2 separate regions of the Homo sapiens genome follow, and region 1 is linked to region 2. A link is an interaction called in ENCODE POLR2A ChIA-PET data of the cell type or tissue named here. Cell type or tissue: OCI-LY7. All regions are shown on one strand. Links, peaks and the distances in the headings refer to the core of each region. The heading gives the core; the rest is flanking DNA. Region 1 has its middle 6.8 kb from the start of LYPD5. Region 2 overlaps SMG9 (SMG9 nonsense mediated mRNA decay factor).

Region 1 (5,377 bases), core at 328-5,327, 84 kb after region 2:
TGAGATCACACCACTGCAGTCCAGCCTGGGCGACACAGCAAGACACCGTCTCAACAAAACAAAACAAAACAAAACAAAACAAACCCAACAAGCTCAGGGCTCTCACTGATTCTACATTATGGTGAGTTATATAATTATTTCATCATATATTACAATGTAATAATAATAGAAATAAAACGCACAATAAATGTAATGCTCTTGAATCATCTGAAACCATCCCCCACTCCCCAGGTCCATGGAAAAATTGTCTTCCACACAATCAGTCTCTGGTGCTCAAAAGGTTGAGGACCGCTGCTCTAGATAACTCATATAAGTGAAGTCATATAGTACTTGTCCTTTAGTGACTGGCTTATTTCACTTAGCATAATGTCCCGAAGGTATAACCATGTTGTATGTAGCATGTGTCAGAATTTCCTTCCTTTTAAAGGCTGAACAATATCCCATTGTGTGGATACACCGCATTCTATTTATTCATTCATCCTTCCATCAATGGACACTGGGGTTGTTTCGCCTCTGGGCTATTGTGAGTAATGCTGTTATGAATATGGCTGTACAAATATCTGTTTGGGACCCTGCTTTGAATTTTTTTGGTTATTATATCAAATCATTTTGAATGTTGCACGCTCTTGTGGAAGTGCCCCTCACCTCATTTTCTTTCTTTTCTTTTCTTTTCTTTTTCTTTTTTTTTTTTGGCAGAGTTTCGCTCTTGTTACCCAGGCTGGAGTGCAATGGTGTGATCTCAGCTCACTGCAACCTCCGTGTCCCAGGTTCAAGCGATTCTCCTGCCTCAGCCTCCTGAGTAGTAGCTGAATTTACAGGCGCCTGCCACCACGCCCAGCTAATTTTTGTGTTTTTAGTAGAGATGGGGTTTCACCATTTTGGCCAGGCTGGTCTCGAACTCCTGATCTCAGGTGATCCGCCTGCCTCGGCCTCCCAGAGTTGGGATTACAGGTGTGAGCCACCGCGCCTGGCCCACCTTCTAATTTTCAAATAATTTGTGATAGCTGTGCTCACCTGTGTTGTTGCAGGCTAGGCTCTCCTGGGAGGCAGATTGTGAGGCTGAGATTAGCATGCAGGACCTTGGGATCAATAGCTGCATAAAGGAGGCAAAGGAAACTGGATTTTGAGCAGAGGGTGAGATTGGGTCCTGATTCAGTCAATCCAAGGGTTCAGTGCACCCCAGGGGGAGGTCTGGCACTGGGCTTCTGGGTTCTGATCAGCTGAGGCAATGCCCAAGGGGCTGACATCAGAAGCAGCTGTCAGAGTCCTTCATTCCTAAAGAGATCTTGGTGGCAAATCACAGCATCCACCACATTCTACTCATTTCTTTGTTTTAGTGTATTTTTCTCCATCTCCAGTGTATTTTTTCCACCTCTTTGAAATAAACATTAATTACAGAATCCTTTGAGATTAAACAAAGTTACCTGATCTGGTCATTTATTCCTCAGTTGAAAAAATTGATGTGAAACTACTTTTCTGTCTACCGTTACTGTCTTTTGGAAGTTAAATGCTCTTTTTTTTGAGACAGAGTCTCACTCTGTTGCCTAGGCTGGAGTGCAGTGGCGTGATCTTGACTCACCACTGCCTCCCAGGTTCAAGTGATTCTTATGTCTCAGCCTCCGGAGAGGCTGGGATTACAGGTGTCTGCCACCACGCCTGGCTAATTTTTGTATATTTAGTAGAGACGGGGTTTCACCATGTTGGCCAGGCTGGTCTCGAACTCCTGACCCCAACTGATCCACTGGCCTCAGCCTCCCAAAGCATTGAGGTTACAGGCGTGAGCCACTGCACCCAGCCTAACTGCTCTTATTTAAGGTGAATAATTTTTAAGAGTTTAAATTTAAGGGTTTAATATTTAAATATTCACATCTAAAGAGTTTAATATTTAAATTAGGTGGCTGGGTACCTGGATTGACGAAAAGAACATGTAATTAAAGGGTTCGTTTATTCTCCATTTTTCCTGTCTTCCAGTTATTTCTTGAATTTTCTTTTCTTGGCTTACCCAAAAGTGGAAGGAGTAAATTCATGGTCTGTTCTGCTCAATAATTAATGGATCTGTGCTACATTCTGCCAAAATAGCAGCTGTGGAAATTTTTTCCCCTTGCAACTTTGTTTTTCTCAAAAATTCATTCAATGATCCACTTTGTTTCATAATAGCTTTCCATTTTCTGGTCCTGATTATTTTTTGTCCTTGATAGACATCGAATAAGGTTAATATTTTATCTTAGAATTTTAGCATCTTACAATACTATGTAGGCAACAAATCATTAAATTTTCATAAGTTTATTTTTATACTGATGAAATTTCTAAAGCAATAATAAGCAACTACTATAATAGTATAATTAACAGACTTGCATAATACTCTTTAATTTCAACCCACACACATTCTTTGTGGATGATTAATGGTAACCGGATATTAGTTTGTTGTGTTATTGTTGTTGTTGTTTTGAGACAAGAGTCTTGCCCTGTCACCCAGGCTGGAGTGCAACGGCGTGGTCTCGGCTCACTGCAACCTCCACCTCCCGGGTTCAAGTGATTCTCCTGCCTCAGCCTCCCGAGTAGCTGGGATTACAGGCGCCCGCCACTACACCCGGCTAATTTTTGCATTTTTAGTAGAGACTTGGTTTCACCACGTTGGCAGGCTGGTCTCGAACTCCTGACCTCGTGATCTGCCCACCTCAGCCTCCCAAAGTGCTGGGATTACATGTGTGAGCCACTGCACCTGACCGGATATTATTATACAGTGATTTGTGCCAAGTGAAAGGACTTGTAGATTTATTTATTTATTTAAGACAGAGCTTCGTTCTTGTCACCCAGGCTGGAGTGCAATGGCGAAATCTTGGCTCACTGCAACCTTCGCCTCCCGGGTTCAAGCGATTCTCCTGCCTCAGCCTCTGTAACTGGGATTACAGGCGACTGCCACCACGCCCGGCTCATTCACTGGGCTAATTTTTGGTATTTTTAGTAGAGACAGGGTTTCACCATGTTGGTCACTCTGGTTTTCAACTCCTGACCTCAGGTGATCCACCCGCCTTGGCCTCCCAAAGTGCTGGGATTACAGGCGTGAGCCACTGTGCCTGGCCAGGACTTGTAGATTTAAACATAGAATTCAACAATTCCAGTCTGGTAGAGTAAATAATTAGATGAAAATATGAACTGCAATATGAAATACTGAATACAGACAATGTGCTGGCACCATTAGGGACTTTAACAAAATGTTCTGCATATCAGGTGGAAGAGCAGCTCATTGTTTAGAAGCACAGACTATTTTAAATGACATAAAATCAACACGTCTTTCCATTTCAAAACCAATGTCTCCTTAGTATATGGAAGTAGAATGGTAGCTACCAACCCTCTTGGAACAAGACACTTTACTGCCATCTGCTGGAACATAGTTGCAATAAATTGTAAATCACTTTTGCAACCGTCAATAGCATGCACAATACATAATAATTTTCAAAAAGTTGTTTTCAAAATAGTAAAGATGTCTGTGATATGAATAGCACCTCCTTAGGTGTAGTGTTCTTGTGCAGTGCCCAACATGAACAACTGCACATGGTGACAGTAGAATCATGGCATCTGCAAAACAAAATCCATTTTACTTTTTCCTCTCCAATCTTTATGCCTTTTTTTTCTTTTTCTTGCCTTATTGTATAGGCTAGAACTCCCAGTACATGATTGAATAGAATTAATGAGAGTAAACATGCTTGTCTTGCTACTGATGTTATATAGTCGTGTGTTTTTTTTAGACAGGGTCTTTCTCTGTTACCCAGGCTGGAGTGCGCTGGCATCATCATGGGTCACTGCAGCTTCAACTTGCTGGGCTCAAGTGATCCTCCCTCCTCAGCCTCTTGAGTAGCTGGGACCACAGTTGCATGCCACTGTGCCTGGCTAATTTTGCTAGTTTCTACCCTTCCCTTCCGTTCCCTCCCCTCCCCTCCCCTCCCTTCCCCTCCCCTCCCCTCCCCTCCCTTCCCCTCCTCTCCCCTTTCTTTCCCTTCCCTTCCTTTCTTTCCGTTTTTCTTTCTTTCTTTCTTTTTTTTGGACAGAGTCTCGCTCTGTTGCCCAGGCTGGAATGCAGCGATCTTGGCTCACTGCAACCTCTGCCTCCTGGGTTCAAGTGATTCTCCTGCCTCAGCTTCCCAAGTAAGCTGGGATTACAGGGGCCTGCCACCACGCCTGGCTAATTCTTTGTACTTTTAGTAGAGATGCGGTTTCACCACGTTGGCCAGGCTGGTCTTGAACTCCTGACCTTAGGTGATTCACCTGCCTCGGCCTCCCAAAGGACTGGGATTACAGGCGTGAGCCACTGCGCCCAGCCTAACAGAAAAATATTTTTTAAATAATAGTAAATATATACCAGACCACCCACAGCGTGATCAAACACCTTTCTTTGGCAGCATTTGTGTAGTTTCTAATACAGCTTTAAAATATGTTCATAAAGAATTATTAAATATCCTTTGTATTTATATTTTATTTAGAGCCTGGAGAAGGCTCTAAATAAAAGGTGAGAGGTGAATATTTTGAGTTAACTTGATATAAGCAAGGTTTCACAGATTAACTTTGAAATATAGGATGACATGGGGCTGGGTGCCATGGCTTATGCCTGTAATCCCAGCATTTGGGAGGTTGAGGCAGGATGACTATGACAGCTTGAGCCCAGGAGATTGAGGGAAAAAAAAATGGATAACATGGAATAGTTGAGAAACGTGACATCATGAAAATAAAGGTGATTTTTCTAAATTTTATTGCAAACAAATTTAAAGGTATGAAAGTGTTGAAAAATTAGCTCATCAGCTGGGCACGGTGGCTCACGCCTGTAATCCCAGCACTTTGGGAGGCCAAGGCGGGCAGATCACCTGAGGTCAGGAGTTCAAGACCAGACTGGCCAACAGGGCGAAACTCTGTCTCTACTAAAAATACAAAAATTAGCCTGATGTGGTGGTGGGCACCTATAATCCCAGCTACCTGGGAGGCAAAGGCAGGAGAATGGCTTGGACCTGGAAGGCGGAGGTTGCAGTGAGCAGAGATCACGCCACTGCCCTCTAGCCTGGGTGACAAAGGGAGAAAGAAAGAAAGAAAGAAAGAAGGAAAGAGAGAAAGAAAGAGGGAAGGAGAGAGGGAGGGAGGAAGGAAGGAAGGGAGGGAGGGAGGGAGGAAGGCAGGCAGGAAGACTCATTGATCATCCATATAGCAATTATGTGGATCAAAATTGTCAACATTTGCCATATTTGCTTATTCTATCTCTATCTTCTGTGTCAGCCTCTGGTGCATAGGAAACCACAAGCAAAATGTAGGGGCTTAAAACATCAAGCATTTTACCCCTCTCCAAATCCTGTGTGTCTCTTGGGTTGTTCTTCTGATATGGGCTGGCTTG
Region 2 (5,377 bases), core at 214-5,213:
AGGCAACATGGCGAGACCCTGTCTCTACAAAAAATACAAAAAACTAGCCAGGCATGTGGCACGCGCCTGTAGGCCTAGCTACTCAGGAGGCTGAGGTGGGAGGATCACTTGGGCCTCAGAGGTCAAGGCTGTAATGGGCCATGATCGTGCCACTGCACTCCAGCCTGGGTGACAGAATGAGATCCTATCTCAAAAAAAGAAAAAATAGGCTGGGCGCAGTGGCTCACGCCCGTAATCCCAGCATTTTGGGAGGCCGAGGTGGGCGGATTACTTGAGGTCAGGAGTTCAAGACCAGCCCGGCCAACATGGTGAAACCCCATCTCCATCTCCACTAAAAACACAAAAATTAGCTGGGCGTGGTGGCAGGCACCTGTAATCCCAGCTACTTGGGAGGCTGAGGCAGGAGAATCGCTTGAACCCAGTGGGCATAAGTGGCAGTGAGCCGAGATCATGCCACTGCACTCCAGCCTGGGCAAAACCCCATCTCAAAAATAAATAAATAAATAAATATGAAAGATGTGGATACAGAAGTCAATGCCCTTTAGTTTGGCAGCACAGGGATTGGTGAGAAGGACTTAATGTGGCTCTTTCTGGTAAGGCTGGATAGAATTCTTGCGTACGTGTCTTTTCCAATAGACAAAGTCGCCAGGCTGCAGATCATGGTGTTGTAGGTCTTTGTCTCCTATGATTGTGCTGTGGAAAGATTGTTCTATCAAAATATGATTTCTATCCATTGCTTTATTAATGCCTTTACCTTAGTAAGGCTTTATTAATATTGAAGTATGTCTGTTTTGTTTTTTTTTGTTTTTTTGTTTTTGTTTTGAGACAGTGTCTCCCTCTGGTGCCCAGGCTGGAGTACGGTAGCGGGATCTTGGCTCATTGCAACCTCTGCCTCCCGGTTGAAGTGATCGTCCCGTCTCAGCATCCCGAGTAGCTGGGACTACAGGTGCACACACAACTACACCCAGCTAATTTTTGTGTTTTTGTAGAGACAGGGTTTTGCCATGTTACCCAAGCTGGTCTCGAGCTCCTGGACTCAAGCGATCCCCTTGCTTCAGCCTCCCAAAGTGTTAGGATTTTACGAGTGTGAGCCACTGCACCCAGATGGATATGTCTCCTTTTATCAATTAAGGGTCAAAAGCAGAGGAGGCCAAGTGCATAGGATGGCCTGTGACTATTTCCAAAGGTGAAAGTTTATGAGCCCCAAAGAGAGTGGCCCTTAGATTTAATAATACCAAAGGAGGAACTTAGGTCAAGGAAGGTGTAGATAAATTCTGCCAACTGGGTTTTTTGTTTTTTTGTTTTGAAATGGAGTCTCACTCTATCACCTAGGCTGGAGTGCAGCGGCTTGATCTCAGCTCACTGCAACCTCTGTCCCCTGGGTTTGAGCAATTCTCCTGCCTCAGCCTCCCAAGTAGCTGGGATTATAGGCGTGTACCACCACACCTGGCTAATTTTTGTATTTTTAATAGGGATGGGGTTTCACCATGTTGGCCAGGCTGGTCTTGAACTCCTGATCTCAAGTGATCTGCCTGCCTCAGCCTTCCAAAGTGCTGGGGTTACAGGGGTGAGCTACTGTGCCCGGCCATCCAACTGGGTTTTTATAGTTCCCCTTGTTTGTTCCACTGAGCCAGAAGATTGGGGATTGTAGACAGTGGAAATGCTGAGAAATTGGCCAAACTGAACTCACTTGTTTTATTATATGGCCAGTAAAATGGGCTCCTGATCACGATGTACTTCAAGGGGAGTTCCCTAGGTGGGAATACTTTTTTTCCAGGAGAATTTTGGCCACAGCTGAAGCAGTGGCTTGTCTACCAGGAAAGCCTCTACCCAATAGGAGAATGTGCAAACTGTTACTAGTACATATATATATATATATATATATATACACACACACACACACACACACACACACACACACACACGGAAGTGGGTAGTTGGATAAAATCCATTTGCCAAACCTTGAAGGGCCCATTAGGTAGATTAAAATGTCCAGGATCGGGATGTACACATTTTCCTGAGTTAAACTTACGGCAGGTGGCACAAGTGCCAAATAGGCTTTTTTTTTTTTTTTTGGCAGCTTTTTTTTTTTTTTTTTTTTTTTTTTTTGAGAGAGGGTCTCATTCTGTCACTCAGACTGGAGTGCAATGGCACGATCTCCACTCACTGCAGCCTTGATCTCCTAGGCTCAGGTGACTCTCCCACCTCAGCCTCCCCAGTAGTTGAAACTACTTATTTTGATATTTTTAGTAGAGACACGATTTCCCTATGTTGCCCAGGCTGGTCTCGAACTCCTGGACTCAAGCAATCCGCCCCCTTCGGCCTCCCAGAGTGCTGGGATTACAGGCCCGAGAGCCACTGCACTTGGCCAGTACAGCTTCTTTTAATGTCACTCCCCCTAATATTGTTTCATAAAACAATTTGTAAGTTCCCCAGTGGGTCAGATTATGTACTGTAGTTAAGAATATTGACTTGGAGAGAACTGGTTATCAGGCCTTAAACACAGCTTTTTTTTTTTTTTTTTTTTTTTTTTCAAATCATTGAACTAGCAGTGTGATCTTTCCAATTTTGTTCTTCCGTTTCTGGTGCCCAATTTTGTGCATCTTTGGTAATCATTTTTAGATCACCTTTTGGTGGCTCTTTTAGCTGGGCCTCAAGAGAGATTTGAGGAACCGAACCTTTAACAGCAGCATCCTTTGCGGCATTATCAGCCAAGACTGTTTCCTCTAGCTTCCGCAGAGGTTAACCTTGAATGTCCGGGAGTTTCCATAATAGCCAAGGCAGCTGGCAGCTGGATGGCATCCAGTAAGTCCCGTACATAGGATCCATTTTTAATTTGACCTCCAGTGGACGTGAGTAAACCCCTTCATTTCCATAGCAGTCCAAAATCAGGAGCAACCCCAAAGGCATATCTACTATCTGTATAGAGTAACAGATTGCCCTTTCACGAGGAGGCCAGCAAGGGCAGTGAGTTTAGCTTTTCGTGCAAAAGTAGCCACAGGGGCCAGGCGCAGCAGCTCACACCTGTAATCCCAGCACTTTGGGAGGCCGAGGTAGGCAGATTACTTGAGGTCAGGAGTTCAGGAAGACTGGCCAACATGACGAAACCCTGTCTCTACTAAAAATACAAAAAAATTAGCTGGGCATGGTGGTGGGTGCCTGTAATCCCAGCTACTCGGGAGGCTGAGGCAGGAAAATTGCTTGAATCCAGTGGGCAGAGGTTGCAGTGAGCTGAGATTGCGCCACTGTACTCCAGCTTGGGCAACAGAGCAAGACTCCATCTCAAAAGAAAAAAAAAAAAGTAGCCACAGGTAAGGGGCGGCTTCAGCAACTTCGAAGGAAGTGGTAACTACATATCTTACACAGTTTTTACCATTGTCATCTTTCAGATACGATCCATCTATATCCATAGTTCAGCCAGTTCAGCATTATCTAGCGGAAATTCTTGTAAACATTTTTTAGGGAATCAAAAGATAGTGTCAAACAGTCATGGAGAGCTGTGTGCAGTGGCTCACACCTGTAATCCCAGCACTTTGGGAGGCCAAGGTGGGTGGATCACCTGAGGTCAAGAGTTCGAGACCAGCATGGCCAACATATAGTGAAACCCCATCTCTATTAAAAATACAAAAAATTAGCCAGGGGTGGTGGCGGGCACCTGTAATCCCAGCTACTCGGGAGACTGAGGCTGGAGAATCACTTGAACCCGGGAGGCCAGAGGTTGCAGTGAGCCGAGATTGCGCCACTGCACTCCAGCCTGGGCAACAGAGCTAGACTCCGTCTCAAAAAAAAAAAAAAAACAACCTGTGGGCCTATGCCTGTATTCCCTTAGGCTTTCCCATGGTGGTTGTGGATTGGCTATTTTAAAGAAAACACGCTTGAAGGGGGAACTTATTTACATCGCTCTGATGTTGACCATCCCATAGGGCCATGGTCAGCCACTGTAGGATGTTGTTGGATTTTGGATTGGTGAGATGAGGAACAAGTGGGCTAAACTGCAAGCCACAAGGGGAAGGGGAAGTTTTACTAGGCCAAGGTGATGAGGTTTCGTTGAGTTTCAAACAATGTATGTCAGGCCTAAAAGTGGATGCCAAGGCAGCAAGTATATTGTAACACATTTATGACAGGCATGCAGAGGGATTGGAGAATGGGTAACTCAGGGTGAAAATACTCCCTCCCCTGTTCTGCTAAGGGTCACCACGTTCTGAAGCTGGAGAACTAGGGGTCAGGCAACCCATGGCAAGTACAGCCCAGCCAGCCCTCAGCCAGTTCAAGATACTGATGCTGTCGTGAGAGGCAGCCAGGGCTCTGACGGAGGCCCGCAAGATGGGGAATCTGCCAGCAGTTGCTGCCAAGTTGCAGGCCACACTTTGTTCACGGGAGAATGCAGGCTGCACGCTGGCACTACCAAGGGCACAGGCTCAGGCAAGTTGACCTGTCAATATCATGAGAGGCTACGAAATAAAGACCCTAACTCAGCCTGCATGGCTGTGATAGAAATGGCTGTGGACCCTACACCCTACCCGCACCCACGGTCATCATCAGACCGGCCAGGCATAGGCACGCCCACTTTTTAGGCTGACAAGTACCTCCAGCAGGTGCTGCTGGACCGTTACATCCTCATTATCATTGCATCAGAGCATTTGACCACCGGCCATGCCCAGCTGGCTCGCGAGATCCTGCAGCAGGGCGTTTCTCCTTCCTCTGCTCCAAGATGGAGTTTGCCACCCCCAAAGCTGCCACCCCAGCACCTTCTCTGAGGAGAGTGGGCTCAGCCAGATCCTGGATGGCTGTCAACAGTAGCTGGAAGGTCAGGGACATGCTCTGGGGTACTGGTGGCAGAGAAGGAGAGCCTGGACCCTTGAGATACTGCCCACCCCTTCCCCTTCGTCTTCCAGCAGAGGCCCAGAGTGGGAAAAGAGGTCACCCCCGGTACCAGCGCATGACTGAACTAGACTTTGTAGTGAAATAATGCTTTTTAGCTGCCATTCCCTAACAGTCGGCACTTCTCAGTCACTGGTGATAGAGACCAATCGCTTGCATTAAGGAGAAAGAGTATGTATTGGCTCATTTATTTGCAAAGTTAGAGGATTGCAAAATGCTATGTGCCCAATGCAGACCTGGCACCTGTGGATGATGGTGGCATTTAACATTTATTGAGGCTCAGCATAGGTCAGGCACTGATATGGTTTGGATCTGTGTCCCCACCAGATCTCATGTCAACTTGTAGTTTGTAGTCACCACTGTTGGAGGTGGGGCCTGGCGGGAGGGACGGCATCATGGGGGTGGTTTCTCATGGTTCAGCGCCAGCCCCTTGGTACTGTCCTCACAATAGTGAATCTGTTGTAAGAGCTCGTGGTTTCAAAGTGTGTGCCACCTG

Evidence for each region. Peaks named below come from ENCODE experiments on the same cell type or tissue, not always from the same donor. Only the 100,000 strongest peaks of a DNase experiment are listed, where the experiment ranks them.
Region 1: POLR2A ChIA-PET joins it to region 2 with 6 read pairs; 3 of 35 experiments call an interaction of 5 or more read pairs at or near these places.

What each region holds. Positions count from the first base shown.
Region 1 is chr19:43,806,609-43,811,985 of GRCh38, forward strand. It overlaps a transcript of LYPD5 not described here. Among named protein-coding and RNA genes, the nearest start is that of LYPD5, 6.8 kb to the left of the region's middle. In OCI-LY7, for the core only: CTCF peaks have their summits at 3,381 (motif pointing left) and 3,589; a DNase peak (open chromatin) is centred at 3,373.
Region 2 is chr19:43,722,944-43,728,320 of GRCh38, forward strand. SMG9 (SMG9 nonsense mediated mRNA decay factor) reads right to left here. Exons shown (of 14, transcript NM_019108.4): 14 at 5,040-5,377. Among named protein-coding and RNA genes, the nearest start is that of IRGC, 9.6 kb to the left of the region's middle. In OCI-LY7, for the core only: a CTCF peak has its summit at 814 (motif pointing left); a DNase peak (open chromatin) is centred at 2,688.